3 separate regions of the Mus musculus genome follow, and regions 2 and 3 are each linked to region 1. The links are chromatin loops, found by intact Hi-C in ENCODE. Cell type or tissue: left cerebral cortex. All regions are shown on one strand.

The links. Hi-C counts contacts between places; a loop is a spot of excess contacts. Peaks named below come from ENCODE experiments on the same cell type or tissue, not always from the same donor. Only the 100,000 strongest peaks of a DNase experiment are listed, where the experiment ranks them.
Region 2: a loop joins it to region 1, with 2.1 times the contacts of the local background. A loop is called at or near these places in 12 of 42 quality-filtered maps.
Region 3: it touches region 1 in a loop (2.8-fold over the local background); 12 of 42 quality-filtered maps call a loop at or near these places.

What each region holds. Positions count from the first base shown.
Region 1 is chr8:120,731,864-120,739,863 of GRCm38, reverse strand. Irf8 (interferon regulatory factor 8) reads right to left here and starts at 3,506. Exons shown (of 9, transcript NM_008320.4): 1 at 3,455-3,506; 2 at 1-47. The coding sequence starts at 46. In left cerebral cortex, a CTCF peak has its summit at 3,947; DNase peaks (open chromatin) are centred at 3,233, 3,577 and 3,869; H3K4me3 peaks cover 1,700 bases.
Region 2 is chr8:120,796,591-120,804,590 of GRCm38, reverse strand. No RefSeq gene overlaps it. Among named protein-coding and RNA genes, the nearest start is that of Gm33199, 14 kb to the right of the region's middle. In left cerebral cortex, a CTCF peak has its summit at 3,881 (motif pointing right); a DNase peak (open chromatin) is centred at 3,854.
Region 3 is chr8:120,674,218-120,682,217 of GRCm38, reverse strand. No RefSeq gene overlaps it. Among named protein-coding and RNA genes, the nearest start is that of Cox4i1, 10 kb to the right of the region's middle. In left cerebral cortex, CTCF peaks have their summits at 1,619 (motif pointing left), 3,608 (motif pointing left) and 6,301; DNase peaks (open chromatin) are centred at 855, 1,614, 3,587 and 6,430.

The DNA of each region.
Region 1 (8,000 bases):
CGATCAGCCACTGCCGCAGCCGCCGCCCGCCGTTCCGGTCACACATCCTTGGAAAGAAAGCAAATCTTTCAGGATAACAAATACATCTCTGTGAGTCAGAGCAGTCCCGGAACTGACTGCCGGAAGATCAGAGGTCCACGCAAAGGTGCCGGCTCAGGAAGACATCTGGACCAGTGCCATGAGAAATCAGCAGTGCCCGGTGGCCCTAAACCCAAAGGAAAACCGAAAGGCTGTTCACAGATGTGCCCCACCCACAGCTCTGGCTCTGGGTCCAGCTCTTCCCTGACCCCCTGTCCCAGACACTGAGGGCACCTGCTAGGAAGAAGTCCCTCTCCTACAATGCTGTGCTTTCTCTGAGCTGCTCGCCTCTCTAAGAACCAGCGTGACTACTGATACCCAAGGGGCCAGTGTTCCTCACAGAGTTTGATCCCAGCACCACCCGAGAAAGAGGACACCCTCAAGGCTGCTTGCAGGTTGCCCTTTGCCAGCTAGGATAGTAATAGTAATATCAGACAGTATAGGGTCCTGTTCCCACTGGGATGGAGTTAGAGCTGGAGTCCTGTGCTGGCTGGGTGTCCTTGAAGCCAATAAACCTTAGAGTGTTAAGGATTCGGTCTGGGAGCTGTGTGTACAGTACCTGCAATCAGAGCCTGTATCCTAGAGGACTCCTCCAACAACACAGGGAGTCCCTCTTACAATCAGCCCTCAGTGAGAACAAAGGGACAGTACAAAGCCAGCTCAGGGACTCCATATCCAGGCCCGCCATCCCCAGACACCTAATGGCACACTTGGACACTCTCGGGTCTGCTTTTCCTACAGCGTGGGGAGAGAGGGCATTTGTGCACAGGGACTTGCAGCCAGCATTTACTAGAACAGCCTGGAAATCCCCAAAGCAGTTGGACAGACGCCCACCCTGAAAACCAGAACACAGCACTTCTAGTCTTCCAACTAAAATGACCTCTTGGGGTAGGGAAAAAAAAAAAAAAAAGAAGTTATCATCAGTGAGAAGTCAAGATATCCCCAAGAACATAGTCACATCCAGAGCCAGCATGTCCCACAAAGTCAGGATTGCTGGAAAGAGGCCTGAGGGTCAGAAACTCCAGGCCGCTTGCAGGTGGTAGTGGGGCCAGGAAAGACGGCAGCAGCCTGAGAGGAGGGAGATGAGGTCTCTCCAGGGCTGGTTTTAGCCACACAGCAGCCCTAACTGCCACCAGTGGGCTTGGAAGGGAGCGAGGGCTAAAGCGGAGTCAGACTCCAGTCAGTTTTGAGTTTTATTTTTGAGGCAGGGTTTTGTATCGCAGGCTGATCTCCAACTCCCTAGTTTGATGAAGATGGCCTTGGACGCCTGATCTTTCTTTCTGCCTCCGTTTCCCCCGTGCTGAGGACTGGACCCAGAGCTTGTGCCTGCTAGGCAAGTGCGGTGCCACCTGAGGCACCTCTCAAGCAAATCATCAAGACGGCTGGGAAACCCTGACCTCAGCAGGGGCTCTTCACCTTGGGAAGCCATTGGCTCCTAAGTCTAAGGACCCTCACAAGAAAGGCAGGAAAGAAAGGTTATCTCAAGAAACCCAGTATTCTAAGACCACTGAGTTCATAAGTGACAAGTCAGAAAGGAATACCTAGGGAGAGAACTGAAATGGCATTGGGTACCCCTAAAACCAAGTAGAGTCCTGGCTCCAACAGCTTGTTCTGGAGAGGAGATAGGAGGCTCTCCTGGTTTGGTAGTGTCTTGTGTGGCCTCTAAGGATGAGGGTGGGGTGGGAGCTGGGGTCAGGGGTCCAGAGTATCTGAGGATGTGTCCATTGAAAGCCTCAACTCAGCTCCTGGAGATAGATTTGTGACCCATACCCCCATGGTCCCTGAGCCTCCTGAAATCTGAAGGGACTTCCCTGGCATGGCTGGAGTTTTTTCCAGAACAGGAATGGCACTTTCTTGTCAGGGATCCTGGGGTACCCAACACCCCAGAACTGTGAAAGACAGATGTCTTGGTGGGTGACAGAGAAAAGGGGTGTTTAAAAGGAAAGGTGAATGGCAGACCATGGAAGCTAGGAGGTTAAAATTCTCTAACCCAGCCTCTTCTACACTCGGAAGGGGGAGAGACTGGGAGGGACCACCATCCCCTGGGCAGGCACAGCACAAACTGCCAGCACCCTGCCAGTGACAGTACACACAGAAGGGATGCTTTCTTTCATTCATTCTGCAGATGAAAGAACACCTGACAGGGTCCGGCTCTCAGCACCTGGACAATCTCCTCTATTGCCTTGGAGGCCAATCTGAGGTCCTAGACAGGCATAGCCTGACTCTCTTACAACTATGGACAATTAATGGTTTATAAACACGCTCACATGATTCTAGCTTCCTCTTCTTGATTTTGAGGCAGCATTCCCTGTGGGCCCAATCCTGCCTACAGCTAACTTACATCTAGAGCAACGTGTCTTAGGTCAGGCTTCTCACAAGGCAGGGGACAGAGGCTCGCCTAACACAGCTGTCAACATCTGCACCAGCCATGTTTGGCGGGGCTCACACCACACCGTAATCCCTTTCATTCAGCCCTGGGCCACAGTCTGACCACCACTGAACGGAAATCCATCACAGACCCATCTCTTTCTGGCCCCAAGCTTCCTCAGGGACACTGAATCGGTCCCAGTTCTTCATGAAGGAGCCTGCCATAACTTAAAGGGACAAACCTAGAACTGTCACGAAACTGCTCTTATCGTTTGACTTTAAAAGAAAAAAACAGGGCCATTGAGCACCTGGGCACCCCCCAAGCTCCGCCTGAAATCCTAACACTCAGAAGAGGTAGGCGGATAACCGGGAGCTCATTGGAATGAGCCTGGGCTACAGAGTGATACCCTGTATCAGAAACAAAACAAAAACAAACAAAACAGTGATCTACCATTTTAAGATTCTAGTGAATGGTTTCTATTAGTTTCTACCCCCTGAACGCCCTTCCCGGCTGTGGGTAAGTAATCTTTCTCACCAGGGGAAAAGTCTGCCCCTATAGCCTGGGGCCAAGCTCACAGCAAATCTGGTCTTGAGAGCTGTGTGGGACCCACACGGAAGACTTTCCTTCCGGGGCCAGCTGGGCCACTGGACAATCAGAGAAGTCCAGCGCCACTGGGCAATCAGATTGCCACTAGTCAGAATCAAAGCCAGTCGGTCCCTGGGCGAGCCCAGTCGCGAGCTTTGGATAGTTCATGCATGGAAGCCGGGCTGCCGCGCGGTGATTGGCAGATCTATTTCTCTTCATTATGAAGTTGGCCATCAGGCAGATTTTAAAGGGAGAGGTGTTTGTTCATTTGGTTGGGTTTTGTTGTTGTTGTTGTTGTTGGTTGTTGTTGTTGTTTTTGGAGAGCAGCCAGAGCAAGCACCTGCTAACGTGCTGTGCACTCCGTTTGGGCGAAGGTGGGAGAGCCACAGCCCCGGCCCCCGCGCCCACCCCATCGCGTCCTACCTGCCGCCGGTTCCCACGCTGCCCGCGCCTCCGGGACCGCCCGCGGGCTCCTGGAGGCCCGTACGCGCGCGCCTGCTTTTATAGATGGGGCGGGGGAGAAGGCGGGTCCCGCGCGCAGAGCGACGGTCGCGCGAGCTAATTGAGGAGCGGGAGGGGCGCTGGCGCGGCCCAATCAGCGCAGCCTGCCAAATCCGCCTTCTCTGAAGCGCTCTCTTTCCGAGAAATCACTTTTGCACGTCCCCGACCCCGTGGAGTCCTTTTCTCTCTTTACTCCGGGGGCGGCGGGGGAGGGGGCTGCCCCAAAAATGGCCGGGGGGCTGGGGCGTCTGCCTAAGGTCAAGGAGGCTGGTGATGCACGGATCATCCTCGGGGTGTCGTTCAGGTTTGGAGAGCCTCTGTCCCGGGCACGTGTCCAGGGGCACCCTGAGTGTCAGCTGCTCAGGCTGGAGTTTCAGAGCAAAGACCAGTCCCAGAGCTGCGTGCTGGGTGACAGCCACTTGCAGCGCGCCCTCCTGGATGGAGGATGACCGCCTGAAATTGCGCAGGAAATCTGGGAAACCAGGGGAGTCGCGAGCGCTGAGGCTGGGATGCCCCCAGGAAGGCTACGCATTATCGGTTCCCTTGTGTCCCCCAGTGATGTCAGGAGCCCGGTCGAGCCTGTTCCCAACCTGAGTAGGATGTGGGAGCGGGGAGCCTTAGGTGAGGGTCGAGAGGGACTTTCGTTGCAGGCTGCCCAATTACACACCTGCGGCCACGCTTACAGGACTCTCACCCGTCTGGCTTTTAAAATACTTAGGAAAACGTTGGAGCCGCGACAAGAATTTTTGATTGGTCCACAAATACAAGAAGTATACGGCTAGGTTTCAAATAAATACGAATTCAAATAAGGATTTTCCAAACAGAACCTTCTAACTCTAGTTTATCCTGATGAGCATTGTGGTATACCTGAAAGGCACTTAAGACATTACCGGGTATTAGTTCAATGATAAATACCATCCAACAGTCAAAAGCCAAGTGGAGTTCCCTGGAGCCAAGGAATTTCAAATGAAAACTACTTTTCAAAGCTCATTTGTTTTATTACTATTATTATTGGGTTTATTGTTTGTTTTCCAAGACAGGGTTTCCCTGTAGCCCTGGCTGTCCCCGAACTAGACCAGGCTGGCCTCAAATTCACAGAGATCTGCTAGCCTCTGCCTCCCAAGGGCTGGGATTAAAGGTGTGTGCCACCATAGTCCAGCTCAAATTCTTTAATAGTAATATGGGAGTGTTTTAATAAGTGTTTGCTGTGAAGGGCAGAGTCCAGAAGTCAGACACGCTCAGATTACTACAACAGACTCCTGTGTGCATTTATACCCCTTTCATTTCCCAAATAGGCACCTTATAAGCGTATGCAGATTTTCCTACTTACAAATATCAAAGGCACAGAACAGATCCCAAATGTCCACCCAGTGTGCCTGCCTCTTAGCTAAAGGTAGAGAGAGATTAGGGACACCAGCCCTAGCTTCTGGTCCTAGCAGCAGGTGTCTCTGTACACACTAGAAGACACCAGCCCAGCCTGCCTGACAACTGTCCTGAAGCCATATACATCGGGGTGTGAGTGGGGTCTATTTTTTTCTAACTGTTTTCCTAGAAGTCTGAAATAGCTCCACTCAGGACCTAAGAGAACCCAAGCCACCTACAATGGGCACTGACTCACAGCTGAATATTGATGGGGTCTTTGAGGGTGAAGCTATGAAGGTGGTGTCTCATGTGAGCCACGTGTACATTTCCCACACGCCAGCGATAGCCACTCAGGAGAGATTCAGTGTAGGATCTCCTGGCATAAGTCATATGTCGGGGGTGGAGCTAGGTCACATCACTGCATAAGAGAAGAGGCATGTGCAGGGCTTAACTAAGGAGAAGAGGCCCCGAAGTGTTCTAGAGAGTCCATCACCACCTCCCAGCCTCTCCAGAGGAGGCAATTAAACATGTCCTCCAGACCCAGTGTACTGACTGGTTCTCTGGGACAACCTGACACAACCTGGAGTTATCACAGAGAAAAGAGCCTCCCTTGAGGAAATGCCTCCATGAGATCCAGCTGTAAGGCATTTTCTCAATTAGTGATCAAGGGTGGGAGGGCCCAGACCATGGTGGGTGGTGCCATCCCTGGGCTGGTACTCCTGGGTTCTATATGAAAGCAGGCTGAGCAAGCCAGGGGAAGCAAGCCAGTAAGTAGCATCCCCCCGTGGCCTCGGCATCAGCTCCTGCTTCCTGACCTGCTTGAGTTCCAATCCTGACTTCCTTTGGTGATAAGCAACAATGTGGACGTGTAAGCTGAATAAACCCTTTCCTCCCCAACTTGCTTCTTGGCCATGATGTTTTGTGCAGGAATAGAGACCCTGACTAAGACACCCAGAGAGCACACCCCCACCCAGAGAGACCAGGCTGCTGTTGCTGTGACCCAGGCTTTTTCTGAGGTTCCTTGCTATGGGTACTGTCACCAAATCTCTGTCCCTGTCTCACTCTCTCTGTCCCTGTCCCTCTGTCCCTGTCCCCTTTCTCTCTCTCTCTCTCTCTCTCTCTCTCTCTCTCTCTCTCTCACACACACACACACACACACACCTTCCTGTCACCTAAAAACTGCCTCCTCTCCACTCACTGTGTATGGCCACTAGAACAAAGACAGGCACTCCTCACCCACTTGTGTCAGCAGGTCCTTCTGAGGAGAATCGGTGCTCAGAGAGGCCATGTCCAGGGAAATCCTTGGCTTGTGAGCTCGTTCATCTCCAAAGCCAGCAAATGTGCATTCATGTCCCTGGCTCTTCTCTACAACCTCCCTGGTCCACTAAGGCAGCGGTTCTCAACCTGTAGGTCGGGACCCCTTTCACAGAGTTGCCTAAGACCGTCTGCATATCAGATATTTACATTATGATCCATATCAGTAGCAAAATTACAGTTATGAGGTAGCAGCAAAATAATGTCATGGTCTGGGTCAGCACAGCAGGAGGAACTGGGTTAAAAGGCCACAGCATTGGGAAGGTTGAGGGCCACTGCACTAAGGGTTTCGTGGCTGTACTGGGTTCAGCTGGATGACCCAGAGTCGTTGCTCTAGTCAACGTCAGATGAGGAGTATCAGTCCCTGACATCATTCTTGGTTCTGTGGATTTTGACTTGGACATCTTTGGGGAGCCATTGTTCTCCTACCACCTCCTTCTCCTCAAGATCCAGCTTCTGACCTCTTTCCTATGCCGGCCTTCATGGACCTTAATTTTAAAAAACCCAGATTCCAGCCACACTGATATCTTTTAAAAATTACATTTCATGCTTTAATTTTTTTAAATTTATTCTAAATCTGTGTGCATGTGTGTGTGTATATGTATGTATATGTGTGCGTGCATGTGTGTATGTGTGTATATGTGTATGTCTGTATACTCATGTGCATGTGTGTATGTATGTGAGTGTGTAGTCCAACTTACTCCTCTTTGTTCGTGATCAAAGTCCCCTGTGTCCTACTGAAGCAAGCTTTGCCAACCCCTTTCCTGTGTAGGGAGGTTGCTCCCCAGTGAGCATGTTACCCTCTATGTGTGCCCCCCCCCAAAAAAAACCCTGCATTTTTCAAAGCCTTTCTCATCTATGCAGGTCTACCACCTGCAGTCTGATGGGGTTCCCAGCACACACACATTCATACGCACACTCACATGCACACACATACCCGCATATGCACAGCACACATGCACAGAAGCACACGCACATATACACACATGCACACTCACACACACACATATATACATGCACACTCACACACACACACAATAAATAAAACTGATAAAAGTGTGAATTGGTTGTGAGCCTAGCCTTTAACGGCTGAGCCATCTCTCCAGGGGCTGGTGAGATGGCTCAGTGGGTAAGAGCACCCGACTGCTCTTCCGAAGGTCCGGAGTTCAAATCCCAGCAACCACATGGTGGCTCACAACCATCTGTAACAAGATCTGACGCCCTCTTCTGGAGTGTCTGAAGACAGCTACAGTGTACTTACATATAATAAATAAATAAATCTTTAAAAAAAAAAAAAGTGTGAATTGGTATTCTGAGTAGTGGGAGGAGCCAAGGCTGGAGAGACACCAAGTGGTCTAGAAAGAGCAGCTAAACCAGAGGTGGGCGGGGCAACACCTGGGATCCCAGCACTAGGATTGGCTAAACCAGAGGAGGGCGAGGCAGCACCTGGGATTCCAGAACCCGGATTGGCTAGGCCAAGGTGGCGGGGCAAGCCTGTGATCCTCGCACTGGGAGTTAACTTTTAGCCTGGGGAACACATTGAGCCTCTGTCTCAAAAAGAAAAAGAAAGGACTTCTACTCAGAACACTTTGTAAAATTCCTGTGAGTCAATAAGAGAAGACAAACGACAAACTGAGCTGTAGTACAGCTCCGCGGTAGAGGCCATGTTTAACCCAAGCAGGGGCGCTGAGTTCCGAAGCCGGCACCGTGAAAGAAGAAAAACCAGCGCGTGCTGGTTCCTCCCGTCCCAAGAAGAATCACTTCTGTCTGGTCAAATCCCAGAAGCCACTTC
Region 2 (8,000 bases), 65 kb before region 1:
TTAGGCCATGGCACTGCCCATAGCCTGGGGACCACACTGCTGACTCCCTATAAGGCAGAGCCCCAACCCTACCCACACTTTCTCCACTTCCTGCCCAAGCACAACCTGTGCACTCCCCAAATCTTAAACCAGCCACAAGGGGATGTCATGGGGCCCTGAAGGAGTCAACGGAGCCTTGGGCCCCAGGGCCTGAGACTCCACCATGGAGATGGTCAGTAGAAGGAGTCACAACAACCCAGACACAGTGAAAATGACTTGGGGTGAAGTGAGTTTCCCATCTGAGAGAAGGTGCTCTGTGCCCCAGCAAGGTGGACTTCAAGCAAAGTGAACGGCCAGAGTCAGAATGTCCCATGGTCAGAGGTGCCTTTCCAGAAAGACCTTGCAGTCCTCAATGTGTGAGCACCTGCCACACACTCCAGTGAAGCCTGCTTGACAGGCTGAGAAGCCTAGAAGCACTCACGAGGCAAAGAGTTTCATGGAAACTCACCTCCTGGAGCTTTGGCGTTCTCATTAACCCGTATACTCATACCCTATCCCCACATTAGTCTGGTGTATGGATCCACGTGCTCTCTTTTAGTATTATCTTATTATAAGTGCCTTTTAAGATTGAATTCTGACATAGCCAGAGCCTTCACCAGTGTTCCAAGGTTCCAAAAGCCGAGCTTGGAATCCAGCAGGAATGCAGTAAGGAAGTTACCTATTCAGTAACTAATTAACCATTACAAAAGACAGAGCCAGCAGCTCAGAGCTGGTCTGCAAAGTATTTACTAAGGACAGTAGCAAATCTCACCCAAACAAGGGAATACCATAATGGAGCTAGGGAATCCCACTGAGACAGGGATCTTCTCTACAGCCAGGTATAGCAAGCTTCATATTAGAAGCAAGTTGATGAATTCTTCTGAAGACCCAGGAAATAGGGGGGTTGTGGTATTGCAGTATTCATGAAAAGGTCTACTAGTGCAGAACCCCTGGTGGTGGGCTTAACAATAGACTAGCTTTACACCTGGCTCCCTTCTTAGTGGCAGTGGCCTGGTCCCCGCCTTCTTTTGATGTATACATTCCTTTTGTATTGCGGTGGATTGTATCTTGTCTGGTTTCTTGCTATTCTGCTGTATAAAAAGTTTGATGCTCGACCTGAAAAAATACATTCAGATTCTACACAACCTCCTGTGTGCATCTGTCTGTCATTCCCGCCAACTTCTTGCCCATCTGCACCCAGAGACTCGTTCCACGCAGACAAAGGGACCCAGAGGGTCTGCGGCAAGCACCCAACTGTAACATCAAAATACACAAAGCCAAAATGGATGACACTGGGAAAAGAAACAGGTGAGCCTACAGTCATGAATAGAAATCCTCTCCCCAGGAAAAATGGAGACACTACCCAGGAAACAGCCCGCCATTGTTCATCCACCACTGTGTATGTCAGTCTGTGGAGCAGTCTGTCCCCCCAGCAGCCTGACGCTCCCACCTCCAGTTCCCCAGGACCTTCGCCAAGACAGAAGCACTCCAGGCCCAACAGACTTCAGCAAACTCCAAACTAGCAAAGAAAACGTTCATCACACCTCATGTCTATTGGTATTCTGTCTGGACTTCACCCCACGGTTACCTGGCAGCAGCCAAGTAGGCCTGGCCCTATAAAAGGGGCCACTTGCCCCCTCCTCTTACTCTCTTACTCCTGTTTCTCTTCCTTGCCTCTTGCCCCTTGCTCTCCCTCTCTCCCCACTCACCTTCCCCCTCTCCCCACTTGACCACAGCCAGCCTCTACTTCTCTACTCTCTCTCTCTCTCTCTCTCTCTCTCTCTCTCTCTCTCTCTCTGCCTCTACTACCCTCTTAACTCCCCTCCCCATGCCTGAATAAAGTCTATTCTATATTATACCACCATGTGCCTGGTCCCTCAGGAGGAAGAGATGCCTTGGCATGGGCCAGCCAAGGCACCCCCTTCCCCCACACCCCACCAGAACATATTCTTATAGTTCTTTCTCTTTTTATGAGCACAGTAACATCAGGAGCCAGGAAGCAATCCACTATCCTGACAAGTTACACACAGAAGATGTTCTGCAGAGCCACCGCTGGGTGTCAAGGACCCTCTGAGGCTGAAGGTCTTGGTCCCTCAATTGTGTGAATGCTAGTGGGTGGAGGGCATCTGAGGCCGCAGCACTGCAAGGCGTTTGAAATCTGAAAGCCTGCCTGGAGGCTCCTGTGAATTCAGGCTCAGTCTCCCGTTCCACATCTAGGACAGGTCTATCTGATGCTGCTTTGTTTTCTGGTTGTTTACCCTCAGACAAGTCACTCACACTCACTGAGCCTCAGTCTTCTCCTGTGAAAAGGAAGGTGCTAGTATGAACCCCCAAATGCCTACAGTTAAGTGAGAATCTTGTGTGCTGCCTGTAAGGTTGGAGGGGCAGGGTCCTTTCCTTTTCCCTTCCAGATGGATAAGGCCTCTAAGAGTCACTGAGAGGACTGAGGGGGAAGTGGAGCCATAAAGTCCCCTCCTCCATCCAAACCCCAGGATATGTGACCCTTACCCGGTCAAAGCAGCAGCTGATGAATGAGCCCCCAGCCCCACCCCAGGCAGCCTCAGCAGGACTCAGGCAGTCCCGCCTGGGCCAAATGGTGACCTGTCTTTCTAAAGAAAGATGCTTATCTCTCTCCATCAGGAGACCCTAGGTAGCACAGGCAGACAGGACCCTCCTGCTGCCCCGAAAGGTGATCAGAGCCCACCCAGGCCTGTGTGCCAACGAGGGCAGTAAGAGACAGAGCCCTCACTTCAAACTGTTGCCTCAGGAGTCTCTGATGGGAAGACAAGGTTGAGCCTCTCAGATGAAAGACCTATACACACCTGGAAGGTTCCAAGAGAATCTGAAGCAAAGCGCCTGCAAAATGGCCAAATGATTCATGATAGAGTCTCGGGATCCAGCTGCGAGGACTGGGGTTTCCGGAGACTCCTGGTCTGGCACTGTCTTCTCTCACTGCTGACAACAGCTGGCTACCAAGGAAACCAAGGCAGAGCCCAGAGGCAGCCTGAAGGTGCCCAATGAGAAAGCCCATCTCTTGCTCACCTCAGCCCACAGCAGCCTCTTGCCTCCACCTCTACCTTCCCACCCAAACCCACAGCAAGGAGCCCACCCATTTGTCAATCTTCCTGTGACTCAGATCTGACCCCTTGAGCTGCCAGAAGGAAGCAGGGCTGCAGCGTGGGGTAGTGGCCAGGGGGACTGTCGTGGGAGCTTCTCTTTGCAAGCAATCCATAGGTCACCCCCTCTCTTCCCAGGCAGCACCAACTTGGCTCCACCTGGCGTGAAACTTGGCACAGGAGACCCACAGGGTACACGCAGCTTGGTGGTCATTTGCTCTGAGCTCAGCTGGTGGGCACACTGGCCATGGCCTGTGGCGTCATAGCTGGATCGCACTCCTACGAATGCCTTTGACATCAGGCAGCTTCCAACTCCCATCTACGTGAGCCTTGTCGCTGTAAGCCCTGTCCCTTCTAGTTTGGAGGTGACTAGCTGGTTACGTTCCATTCCTTCCCAAGTCCCCAGGATCTGCCCACTTTCTAGTCTAACCCATCAATAGTGCAAATGAGAGCACAGAGTCTCAGGAAAGGAGAGAGACCAGCCCATGGTCACACAAGAGCACAAATCTTCAGACCCTAACCCATCCACTGCTCTTTCTCTCACTGGAACCTGCGGGGAGCCGCCGTGGCCTGAGAACCGCGCCACCACCTTGGAGGTTAAGACGTGTATTTGCAGATGGCGCGTCAGAGCATCTGAAGCAAGATAGTTGTGGCAGGACCTTGGCATCGGCATTTTAGACACACTGAGGTTGTTTGCTGGGTTCACTCCGACAGTGCAGTCTGAGGCCATGCTGGTAATTCCGTCTCTGCTCACTAGATGGAGCCAGAGCCCCGGCGACCGAGACCTAGAAGACCCTCGTTCAGGTTGGGGGGAGGACGGGTCAGCTGAAGGTAGAAGAGGGGTTCAGTGGGGGAGGGAGGGAGCACACACCCGGGTTCTAGCTCTATGCTACCATCCACTGTGCCCCCACGGAGCGCTCAGTCTCCGTGACCCAGGGTTCTCATCCGGAAGGCACAGCAGTTACACCCCAGAGGCATTTGAGCCCAGACCTCAGCCTCTGCACTGTACATTAGCATTGTTAGACCTGAGTCTGTCTTCAGCACGAGGCAATGGAAGGCTGTCATATGACTCACAAGCTCTGCTGTCTCTCAAGTTTGTGACATACAAACCAATCTTGTGCCTGTAGGTGAGGCTTAGAGCTGGGGCCCGCTTTCTCAGTGGTCCGTAGAAGAGATACACATGCTGTTGCTGCATTTTAAGACCCCAGCACGCCCGCCCCGTCTTGGAATGTCCCACGCTATGAGCTGGAGACCCTCTGGAGGCTCGTTTCAGGTGGGCTAGCCTCTACCAATTGCAGCTGAAGGTGTTCCATCAGCCTTTGACCTTTGGTGGCTGAGGAAAGACACTCTCAAGCTAGGGTCAGACCAGGGTGGTGGCTGGTGCTGGAGCTCTGAGAAGGCACAGCCTTGCTCTGGGGGTGAGGTGAGAGGCGAGAGGAAGGAAACAGATGGGGCAGTGAACTCCCTGGGGTGTCAGTGTTCTCAGAAGCCCAGAGTGTGGTGGTGGTGGTGATGGTGATGATGGGGGTGATGGTGATGATGGTGATGATGTTGGTAATGGGGATGATGGGGATGATGGTGGTATAGAAGTGATGGTGATGATGGGGTGATGATGGGGGTATGGGGATGATGTGATGGGAATGGCTCCATCTTCTCCATACAGATTACATAATGATGCCCAGAGCATCCTTGCCAAGGCTGCTTGTCAATGCTGTGTTCATTCAGGGACTCGACTTCCCCAGCACACCTCTGGCATGCCACACCCTGCCTGCTGCCTGCCTCCCAGAGCATCTGCACAAACATCCAGACAGCCAGGCATGATCTGGGTGGAGCCCACATGTTTAGCTGCTATTGCCCTTTCCTGACTGCATAGTATTCCCTCATGCGACTGCACAGTGGGACATAGTGTCTTTTTGATGGACATCTGTGTTGTTTCTGGAGTTCGGTGACTGCTGCCAGGCTAAGCAGCTATGAGCCGTTGTATGCGGATCTTGTGGGAAGCACAAACCCTCTTTTCTGTGAAGCAGAGTTGCTAGTGCCCAGTGTGTGTGATGTATAATGACTTTACATTTGTCAAGGGAGCCCTGCTCCTTAGCAGTGGGTTTCAGGACCAATCAAAGGAGGTCAGATAGGACAAAGAGTGGTGTAGCCCAGGATGGCATCCTCCTGTCTCAGTGCTGTGATGTAACACCATGACCAAAGCAACTTGGGTAGGAAAGGGTTTGTTTAGTTTATGTTTGCACATCACAGTTCATCATCGAAGGACATCAAGCAGGGCAGGAACCTAGAGGCAGGAGCTGATGCAGAGGCAGTGCTGTTGGGGGAGGGGCGTTGGGGACCTCTGAGTGGCTTGCTCAGTCTGTGAGGCCGAATGTCTTCGTGGCCTTCACTATACACCAGAATCCTAGAGAAGTGGGCTCTGATGCCAGAGAAAGTGTGGGCGTCCTAACAAGGTGCAAGTGAGTAGGCAAAGAGCAAACTCTTCCTTCTCCCGAGTTCTCGTTCAGGCTTCCAGCAGAAACTATGGCCCTTCCCCAAGGTCTGGATTAGAAGTGGATCTTCCTACTTCAAATTAACCAAAAAGGGAAAAACCCTCGCTGGTGTGCCCTCCATTTTTGAATTCTAGATGATTCCAGATGTGGTCAGGTTGGCTACCCAGACTAGACATCACACTCTGCCCTCAACGGCGAGGTCTATAGGCACAAGATATGTGCCACCCCACCCTTTTCTAGAGCTGGTTATGGTAACACACCTGGACCCCTCACCGTAATTCCTGTTTTCGTGCCAGCTGCACTCATGGAAGGCCTCACACACATGGTCTCGGGCCTCAGACTTGGAGAGAAGCAGAGGAAGTGGGCAAGGGCAGGCGGGGAGTCATGAAGCATGCTGGGATGGCAGACACTTGGCCACAAGGAGGTTGGCAAAGAAGAGGGCACTTGTGTCAGGCACAGTGACCAACTGTAGCACTCTACGGTAGTGAGTGCCGAGGCACAGCCTCACAGGCTCAGTGAATATCTTCCTGCTTCACTGCAGAACAGTCCAGAAACACAGTCACTGGCCAGCAGAAGCTGCCTGTGAGAGTGATCTCAAGGATGGAAAGTAGAGAAGAGGTGAGAGACATGTCACACACACAGAGGTGAATGTCAGTCACACACAGCGCAAAGTGAATGTCACACACACCACAGAGAAACACCACTCTGCCGGCGGCCAGGGTCTGAGCCGAGGCTCTGTCCTCGAAGCTTCGGAGGCTGTGAGGAACAAGGGCTCCTCAGGACCTGGGTTCAGAGGGTGATGGAGCAGTTGGAAGGTCTCAGCAGAGACCCTGCAAGGTGAGATTGAGGAGTAGACAGACACAGAGGATACAGTTCAGATACGGCACCCACGTGGGCCAGGGGTAGAATTGACAGAGAAGATGCAAAGGATGCTGGGAGCTCTACAATACACATTACCTGCTGTGTGTCTCCATGTCACAAAAAAACAAACAAATACCTCCATACTCTGGTATGAATGTCGTCTGCAGCTGGGACATAAAATGAGAAGGAAGAGGACCAGGAGGTGGACATACACAAGTGCATTCTGGGAGAGACCTCCAGCATCACTCTGTCCACCCCCTCATCTTAAAATGGGAAACCAGAATCGAAGGGCTCTTGTATTGACAGCCACCAGCAACAGACCCAGTCCCTCTGTCTGGTCCCAGTCTGATGGCATCTGTCCAGTGGTAAAATCAGGCTTCTCACTGTGCCCAGTGACACCCACCCCACACCGTCATTTTCCTCTCGCTTGCTGTGTAAAATTAACTGGGCCATGAGTTTCAGAAAAGCACACCTGTTGCCTCCTTCAGTGGCAAGAAAAAGAAACCAGCAGGGACTTTCCTGCCAGCCGGCCCGGGTGGGTGAGAGGCAGGCAGGGTGCAGGGTGGAGGGTTGCACCTCTCTGTGGGACAGAAGGAAGGTCCCTGGGACATTTGCCATCTGTCACATGTGTGCTGCGTCCCTCACACGTGAATCTCTGTGCTTCGTGCTGAAGTGTGACACAGGAGCCAAAACAAAAACAAACAAAAAAAAATGCAGATTCTAAGCATGGCTCAGCACATAGTAGGTAGCCACAGTGTCCTCTGCACAGTCCATAGCAACAGTGTCCTCTGCACACAGTAGGTAGCAATAGTGTCCTCTGTACACAGTAGGTAGCCACAGCATCCTCTGCGCACTGTAGGTGGCAACAGTGACCTCTGCACACAGTAGGTGGCAACAGTGTCCTCTGAGCACAGTAGATAGCATAGTGTCCTCTATGCACAGTAGGTAGCACAGTGTCCTATGCGCACAGTAGGTGGCAACATGTCCTCTGCACACAATAGATAGCAAGTGTCTTCTGTGCACAGTAGGTAGGCACAGTGTCCTCTGTGCACAGTAGGTAGCAACAGCACCAAAGAGAGAACCAGAGGAACAGGTGGCATCAGCCAGAATCCCTTTCTGTCTCCACCACAGACGACCAGATTAAAGTCGAAGCCCCCCAAGCCTTCCCCCATGTCTCCCAGCACACGGGTCTGTCTCTTCTCTCTTCCAGATCCCATGACATGTGGTCACATGAGTGATACTAAGTTGCATTTCTGTAGATTAAAGGAAAAAAAAACACAATATAAGCAGTCTGGTCACAGCCCAGTGGCAGGTGCCTGGTGCTGCTGTTCCCGCTGGGAGCAGGAGGAACATGGGTTGAGTGGCTTTCTGCCCCGCACTGTATGTATTGAAAGCTACTACCTGTGGCATCACTGCCCCAACTGTAGGACCACCCACTCGACATGGAGGTGGCAAGTCCCAGTGACCCTGTGAGGTTTCCTGGGAAAAGATACCCAAGATCACAACTCTGGGG
Region 3 (8,000 bases), 58 kb after region 1:
CTTCTAGAGGTCCTGAGTTCAATTCCCAACAACCACATGATGGCTCACAACCACCTGTACAGCTACAGTGTACTCATATGCATAAAATAAATAAATAAAATCTTTTAAAAATAAAATAAAGGGGGCAAGTTATCAGCCCCATTAAGCTACATTAAAGGAGGAGGAGGAGGAGGAGGAAGAGGAGGACGAGGAGGAGGAGGAGGAGGGGGATGCATGGACATCTTACACAAATGGAAGGACCAGGCGCTAGCTTGTGCAGGGGGAAGGCAGTGATGGTTATAGCCACATTCGTGGTAACAGTTATTGATGGTGATTCGAAAAATTCGAGTGAATACAATGATAGAGATGGTGACCATGGTAGTGGTGATTATGGTGGCGTAAGCCATGCTATGGCGGTGCTGATGGTAATGGCAGTGATGATTCTGATGACAGTTGGTATTGATAACAATAGTGTTTGAAGTGACAGTGGCGGTTGTGGTGGTGGTGAGGATAAAACTTAGAGTCCCCTCTAGAGCTTGGGTTCCTCAGTGGGAGCTGTACCCCACATATTCTATCCTTTTATGTTCATAGTGCCTTGCACATAGTAGGTGCTCAAAAATACATTACCCAGGTATTACTTTGTTCTTCGAGTTGTTAAAGCAGAGGAGTCCCCACACCAGCTGGCCCCAGTGCAAGCACCTTTGAAGTGGACCTGAAGTGAGACCACACCTCAGCAACTCTGTGTCCAGAGCCAAAGGACATCAAGACAAGAAGCAAAGCCTCTGACCCAGGCCTCGCTCTTCACCGCAAGCCCCACGTTACCCATCCACACACTGGCCAACCTCCCTGAGTTTCCATTTCCTCGTTCCTCAGGGCAGCTTGCTGCAAAGAGAGGCGGAAACAGCTGGGACAGATGGCAGCACGTGGTCAGAGGTAAGCTGAAATGTCTAAAGCGGCTGGCAATGCTGGCCCATGGCCTGGTGATGCTGGCCCGTGGCCTGGCAATGCTGGCCCGTGGCCTGAGGGTAAGCATCTCATCCTCTCTTGGGCAGAGTTATAGCACACTTAAAGAAATGACTGCAGGGAGGCCAGCAGTCCCCCCTCCCCGTGTGGGGGACAGGTCAGTGTTCCTGTAGATGGAGATGCCTATGTCCCTTCCTTGGGGTGGCTCTGGGTCATCTGTAGAAGTAATTATTTCTCCTTAAAAACTACAGCAGTATCAAGGAAGATACACAATTCCCAGGGATTGTCCAGATCAAGCAGAGGACTCACAGATGTGGCCAGGGAGAACACGCAGCAGGTAAGGCCTGGTCTGGGAACCACAGCTTGTCCTCAGAGACCCACATGCTAGGAGAGGGTCAACTTTCACAAACTGATCTGGGACCTCTGCACAGGTGCTGTGGTGTACATACACTAACACAATTAAACAAATGTAATTTTAAATGGTTTTAAGTTTGAAGAACTTGAAACCATTTTAAATTTTAAAACCACCCTAAATTTAATTTTTTTTAATTTCTAAGAAATTTAAAAATTAAATAGCTCAGACCTTGGCATAGCGGGTTTGTGAAGGCGAGGTACAGGGGGGCAGGAGAGCCACTGGAGACCCAGGCCTAGCACGGAGTCCTTGCACCCCCTGCTGTTCACTCGGGATGTGACCGCCAGTTTCCCATATGTCAGTGATTTTTTTCCTGTGACTGAGAAATTATGGCACATGCCTTTAATCCCAGCACTTGGGAGGCAGAGGCAGGTGGATTTCTGAGTTCGAGGCCAGCCTGATCTACAAAGTGAGTTCCAGGACAGCCAGGGCTATACAGAGAAACCCTGTCTCGGAGGAAAAAAAAAAAAAAAAGCAAGCTTAAGAAAGAGTTGATTTGGGCTCATAATTCACGGCAGGGAAGCCATCCTTGAGCAAGAGGCAGTTGGCCACGCAGCATCCGAGGTCAGGAACAAATGGTGAGTGTCGGCACTCAGTTCACTGTCTTCCCTTAACTCAGTCCAGGGCCCCAGCCTAGGAAATGGTGCCGCCCACTTTTAAGATAAGGCTTCGCACCCAGTTAACCCTGTCAAGACGATCCCTCATGGGTGTGCTCGGAGGCTTTCTCCTAGATGGCTCTGGATAGCGTAGAGCTAGTCATATAACCATCATAGGCTATGCATAGACACTAGATTACAGCTACTTGCTAGGTGGTGACAAACTCTGCACCCCTGCCCTTCCAGCCTGTCCAAAGGCTGGGGCTCCCCATTAGGTAGGGTGGTGACCCCCAACTTGCCTAATTTCCAGGAAAACCAACAGGCTTATTAATGTCAGTTTGCCCCCTTGGACCCTGTTCAGCACCTCAGGGATGGAGGGGCCACACCTATGTGAGGCCAGTTTCCCAGGGGAGTCCTAGAAGTGAGTGTGCAGTGACTCAGGTCACTGGGGAAACCTGACAGTCCACAGCACCAGACTATCCACCTTTGAGCTCTTATCACTGGTTGCCAGGTAGTCCTACTACCACCTGCACCGTGACAGCAGTGCAAACTCCAGATGTCCTGAGAGTCCTGTGTCCCGTTCCTAAGGAGGCTCTAGTGACCATGAAAACTGTTCCACCAGGAACCACAGGAATTCAGGGGCCTGCCGGGCATCCTGTGTGAGCATGTTACAGGTTTGCTGAGCCTATTCTACCAGTATTGCCTCGGGACCCCATGGGTGTCAGCAAACGTCATGCAGCACTCAGAGCTGAGTTGTCACAAGGATGGTCGAAACTCACGGTTAAATGACCACACTGTGGAACTTCACTGCAAAAACTGGGAAAGCTTAGGGAAACCTCACTGCCTTGGATTTTTACCCTCTGTTCAAAATCCTCCATTTTGGAAAGCGCAAGCAGCCAGCGACCAGTGGATTGCCACCATACCAAGCGACTATCAATCATTGGATGATTTTTCTTTTCTTTTCTTCCCTTTTTTTTTTTTTTTTAATGTATGTGAATACACTGTCACTCTCTTCAGACACACCAGAAGAGGGCATTAGATCCCATTACAGATGGTTGTGAGCCACCATGTGGTTGCTGGGAATTGAACTCAGTACCTCTGGAAGAGCAGTCAGTGTTCTTAACCGCTGAGCCATCTCTGCAGCCCAACCATCGGATTCTTAAAGGAACAGTTTCCTCAAGGATGAGAATACCTGCTTTCTATGCTCATCCCCAAGTCTCACCTCGTCCATGCCTAGATCAACCTGGCACAGGTGTTTTCCGAAAGGAGTGGAACCCAGAATATCCCTCCCAAAGCAAGATGCTGCCCACAGCCTGCACTAGCTCAGCGGGCAGCTGAGGGAGACCCTGAGGTATTTAGGTCTGGCTGATTTCAGTGCTGACTTCATAGGGGAAGGGAAGCAAAAGAACAAAAAGATGAAGTAATTTTAGAAGCCCCCTCGAGGTGGGCCCACCCATAGGGTTTGGATGTTTTCCCTTACTAAGCACTTATGAAGTACCTATGTCCCAGGCAGTGTCCCAGGTGCTCCAACAAGACCAACATGGGAGGCTCCCACGTCGTTGAGTCTGAGTTGACTCCCACATCAGTCAGTCTTGGCTCAGATTTCGGATGCTCCAACTCTACACGGTTTGCTTAGATCTCCGAGCGCCCCCTGCTGTCCAGAGCTGAGAATACAGTGCATGGAAACAGCTGTGGTGGGTGCCAAACTCAGGAGACAGGGGCCAGTGAAGAGGCCCGGGAGCAGAAGACAACCCTTTGAAAAGGTATCTTTAGGCCCTTTTCTTGGCCAGAGCTGTGTGTCTCGGGAATGACAAAGGACGTAAGCATGGACCGGCGAGGTGGTTCCTCAGGAAAGTCTCCCATTGCAGAGCCTGAACGGCCTGAGTTGGACCCCCTGTGTAGTAGAGAACTGATACCCACAGGTTGCCTTCTGACCGCTGCACACTCAACATAGCACCCACGTACCCACCCACATATACAAAGTACATACTAAACGAATAATGCTCTCGATGTAACAGGATCTCTCTGGATGTAGTCCTGAAACTATGTAAACCAGGCTGCCCTCAAAAACCTGGCTCTCTTGGGTACTGGGATTAAAAGCAGGAACCACTACACTGCTAAAGATGGTTTAGGGTTGGATGTGGTGGCACATGCCTTTGATCCCAAAACTCAGGAGGTAGAGGCAGGTGGATCTCTATGAGTTCAAGGCCAACCTGGTCTACAAAAATGACACCTGAGAAACCCTTGTCTCAGGAAACACAAACCAAAAACACAAGATTTCTTTTTAATGCTGTGTTTATGGGGGGCATGATTCTGGCAGCGCAAGTGCCGGCAGAGCCCAGAAGAGAGCATCAGGTCCCCTGGAGCTAGAGTTACACAGGCAATTTGGAGCCATCTGACGTGGGTGCTGGGGACCAGACTCAGGTCCTCTGGAAAAGCAGAACATGTTGCTAACCACGGATTCATTTCCCCAGCTCTGAAATCACTCTTCTTTAAAGAACAAGCACAAAGCCTGGAGATGGAGCTCAGTAACCCAATGCTTGCCTGCGCGTGTATGAGAGGCCCCAGGTTCAAGCCCTGTACTGCTCCAGAAGGGGTAGGGACATTTGCGCTTGTTGAGACCCTTCCCTTTGGAGAAGACTTTATGCCATGGTGTGGGCCCCAAGACTCCTCCACCCCAGTCCTGGGGAAGCTTCAGAGGAGGTCCAAGGTGACTTCCCACCAGCCCAGGCCTAATGGAGTGCGACCCCTGCCAGTGCTCAGCAGTGGCCGCTTCTCAGATGCCAGCGGCGGCAATGTAAGTGGTGCCCAGTCGGAAAGCAAAGAATATAAAAGTGCAAGGTGACCAGAAACAAGGTGACCAGAAAGAAAGGTGCCGCACCTGGGTGCACAGGAATGAGCAGAGAAGCGGCAGGTGCACAGCCAAAGGCCCACCACTGGCCGACGGAGAAACAGCATTCTGCGCATGCGGACTAGACATGCTGCCATAAAAACAGTGCAGTAGAGCTGGGCGTGGTGGTGCATGCCGGGATGCTAACACTTGGGGTGCTAATATCAGAGGGTTGTCATGAGTCCCAGGGAAGCATAAACTATCTTGGAAAAAAAAAAGGACATTTCCTAGCATTCTGCAGGATGGTTTGGCTCTGATTTAGGTCCACAGCAAAGGGAAGTTCCATGTCTTTCAGTGGCTCTGACAGGAGCTGCAAACCTAGGGAAGGATGTGAGAAATCTTCACGACGGAGCTGTGCTCCCAGGCAGAAGGTCCGAGCTGACTCGGGGGGGGGGGGGGGGACCTGAGTTCCTGAGAGACGTGACACTTCAACCCTCTGACTTAAGTCCTCCATTGAAAACAACAGCCATCACTGTGACCTGAATTTATGTAACAACAACAACAAAAGAGAGAGAGAGAGAGAATGGAACCAAAAAACTAGTATCAAGTATACAAGTTTCGGGGCTGGTGAAATGGCTCAGTGGGTAAGAGCACCCGACTGCTCTTCCGAAGGTCCGAAGTTCAAATCCCAGCAACCACATGGTGGCTCACAACCATCTGTAATATGACCTGACGCCCGTCTGAAGACAGCTACAGTGTACTTACATATAATAAATAAAAAAAAAAAAAAAAAAAAGTATACAAGTTTCAATGAAAACCCATGACCGGTCTCCTCCACAAACCACTAATCCTACAATAAGGCTCCCAGTAAAAACCTGGAAGCCAGGCATGGTGGCACATGCCTTTGACACCAGAAAGGTGGAGGCAGGGGAGAGCTCTGTGAGTTCAAGGCCAGCCTGGTGTACAGAGCTAGTTCCAGGACAACCAGGACTACATAGAGAAACCCTGTAGCAAACAAAACAAAACAAAAAAAAAGAACGATTATATGTTTGTCCCAACAACTAAGGACATTAATACGCTCCCAGGAGAAAAAAGAAAAAGAAAAGTGGATGTCAACTCAAACCCTGTGTCAACGAGAATGACTCATCACAGGCTAGGATTGCTGAACCCCAATTAAAACCATGTTGAATATGAAAATCTCAAAAAAAACAAATAAAAACAGATTTTTCTAGATTATGGAGAAACCACAGCGGGACCATGGCTCCTGCTCGGCTTGCTGTAGCCATGCAGAGAGCCCAGGCCCTGCTTGACTTCTTGGACCACCGTGTCACAGCTACGCTTCGCTAGGCCCCCCTCTTGCATGAGCACCGTCCAAGCTCAAGGATCTCTTCCCTTCCAGACAGGGTCTCTGGTGCTTACATGGGACAAGGTAGTAGGCTGAATCTTCCAAGTCCTCATCAGGGGCCAGGCCGGCACTCACAGAGCCACTGCTCTGCAGGCTGCAGCTCTGCTGCTGCCAGCTTGTGGCAGAAGTTGGAACATGAGGCATGCTGGGCAGTCATCCCTTTACCGGCCACATCCCAGCTTTCTCACTGCAATTTGGTTGTCAGGGTCTACGTAGCCCTGGTTGGCCTAGAACACTCTGTCAGCCGGACTGTCCCCAAACTTACTGTCATCACTCTGGCTTTGCTTCTGCCTTCTAAGTGCTGGTGTGGAGACAGTGTCACCATGCCTGGCCAGCTGTTAGAGCCTGGCCTGCTCTGCACAGCCCCAAAGTTACCTCTATTCAGTGGTGACAATTTCAAGAACTAAAGTAACTCCCGGCAATTTCTGTAGGCTACCACACAGGATTATGTCAGGCCACCTGTACTGGCTGGTTTTGTGTCAACTTGACACAGCTGGAGTTATCACAGAGAAAGGAGCTTCAGTTGGGGAAATGCCTCCATGAGATCCAGCTGTGGGGCATCTTCTCAATTAGTGATCAATGGGGGGAGGGCCCCTTGTGGGTGGTGCCATCTCTGGGCTGGTAGTCCTGGGTTCTATAAGCAAGCAAGTTGAGCAAGCCAGGGGAAGCAAGCCAGTAAGGAACATCCCTCCATGGCCTCTGCATCAGCTCCTGCTCCCTGTTCCAGTCCTGACTTCCTTTGGTGATGAACAGCAGTATGGAATTGTAAGCAGAATAAACCCTTTCTTCCCCAACTTGCTTCTTGGTCATGATGTTTGTGCAGGAATAGAAACCCTGACTAAGACACCACCCTAACAGGATTTTAAGACCATGTAAAAATGTCATAACCTACAATCTCTCAGACCACCATAGTAGTCAGTCTAGTTTCAATTTTTTTGCTTGTTTGTTTTTCAAGACAGGGTTTCCCTGTGCAGCCCTGGCTATCCCAGAACTCAGAGATCTGCCTGTCCTTGCCCCTGCCTCCCAAGCCCCATGCTGGAAGTAACCACTGCCTAACAGGTTCCATTTTTTTTAATTAGGTATTTTCCTCATTTACATTTTCAATGCTATCCCAAAGGTCCCCCATACCCACCCCCCCAATCCCCTACCCACCCACTCCCCCTTTTTGGCCCTGGCGTTCCCCTGTACTGGGGCATGTAAAGTTTGCAAGTCCAATGGGCCTCTCTTTGCAGTGATGGCCGACTAGGCCATCTTTTGATACATATGCAGCTAAAGACAAGAGCTCCCAGGTACTGGTTAGTTCATATTGTTGTTCCACCTATAGGGTTGCAGTTCCCTATAGCTCCTTGGGTAATTTCTCTAGCTCCTCCATTAGGGGCCGTGTGACCCATCCAATAGCTGACTGTGATCATCCACTTCTGTATTTGCTAGGCCCCGGCATAGTCTCACAAGAGAGAGCTATAACTGGGTCCTTTCAGCAAAATCTTGCTAGTGTATGCAATGGTGTCAGGTTCCATTTTTATACACTCTTCCTCAACAAGTTAAAACGCAAGTCCCCTACTCAGAATATATTTACCCATCACAGTGGGTAGTAACTTCTAAGTGACAGAAACTTCTGTCACGTAGCCTGGCGACCTGAACTTGACCACAGCAAAATGAAGGGCGAACACCAAGCCCCACATTGTTCCCTACACACGCACCTGACATCACACAGAGTAATGATGCAAAAACCTTAAACCCTCCTCACTTCCACTGTGAGAAACCTAGCCTCTCCGGAGACAGGTACCTTCATCTAGTGACTGCCAAAGAATGAAC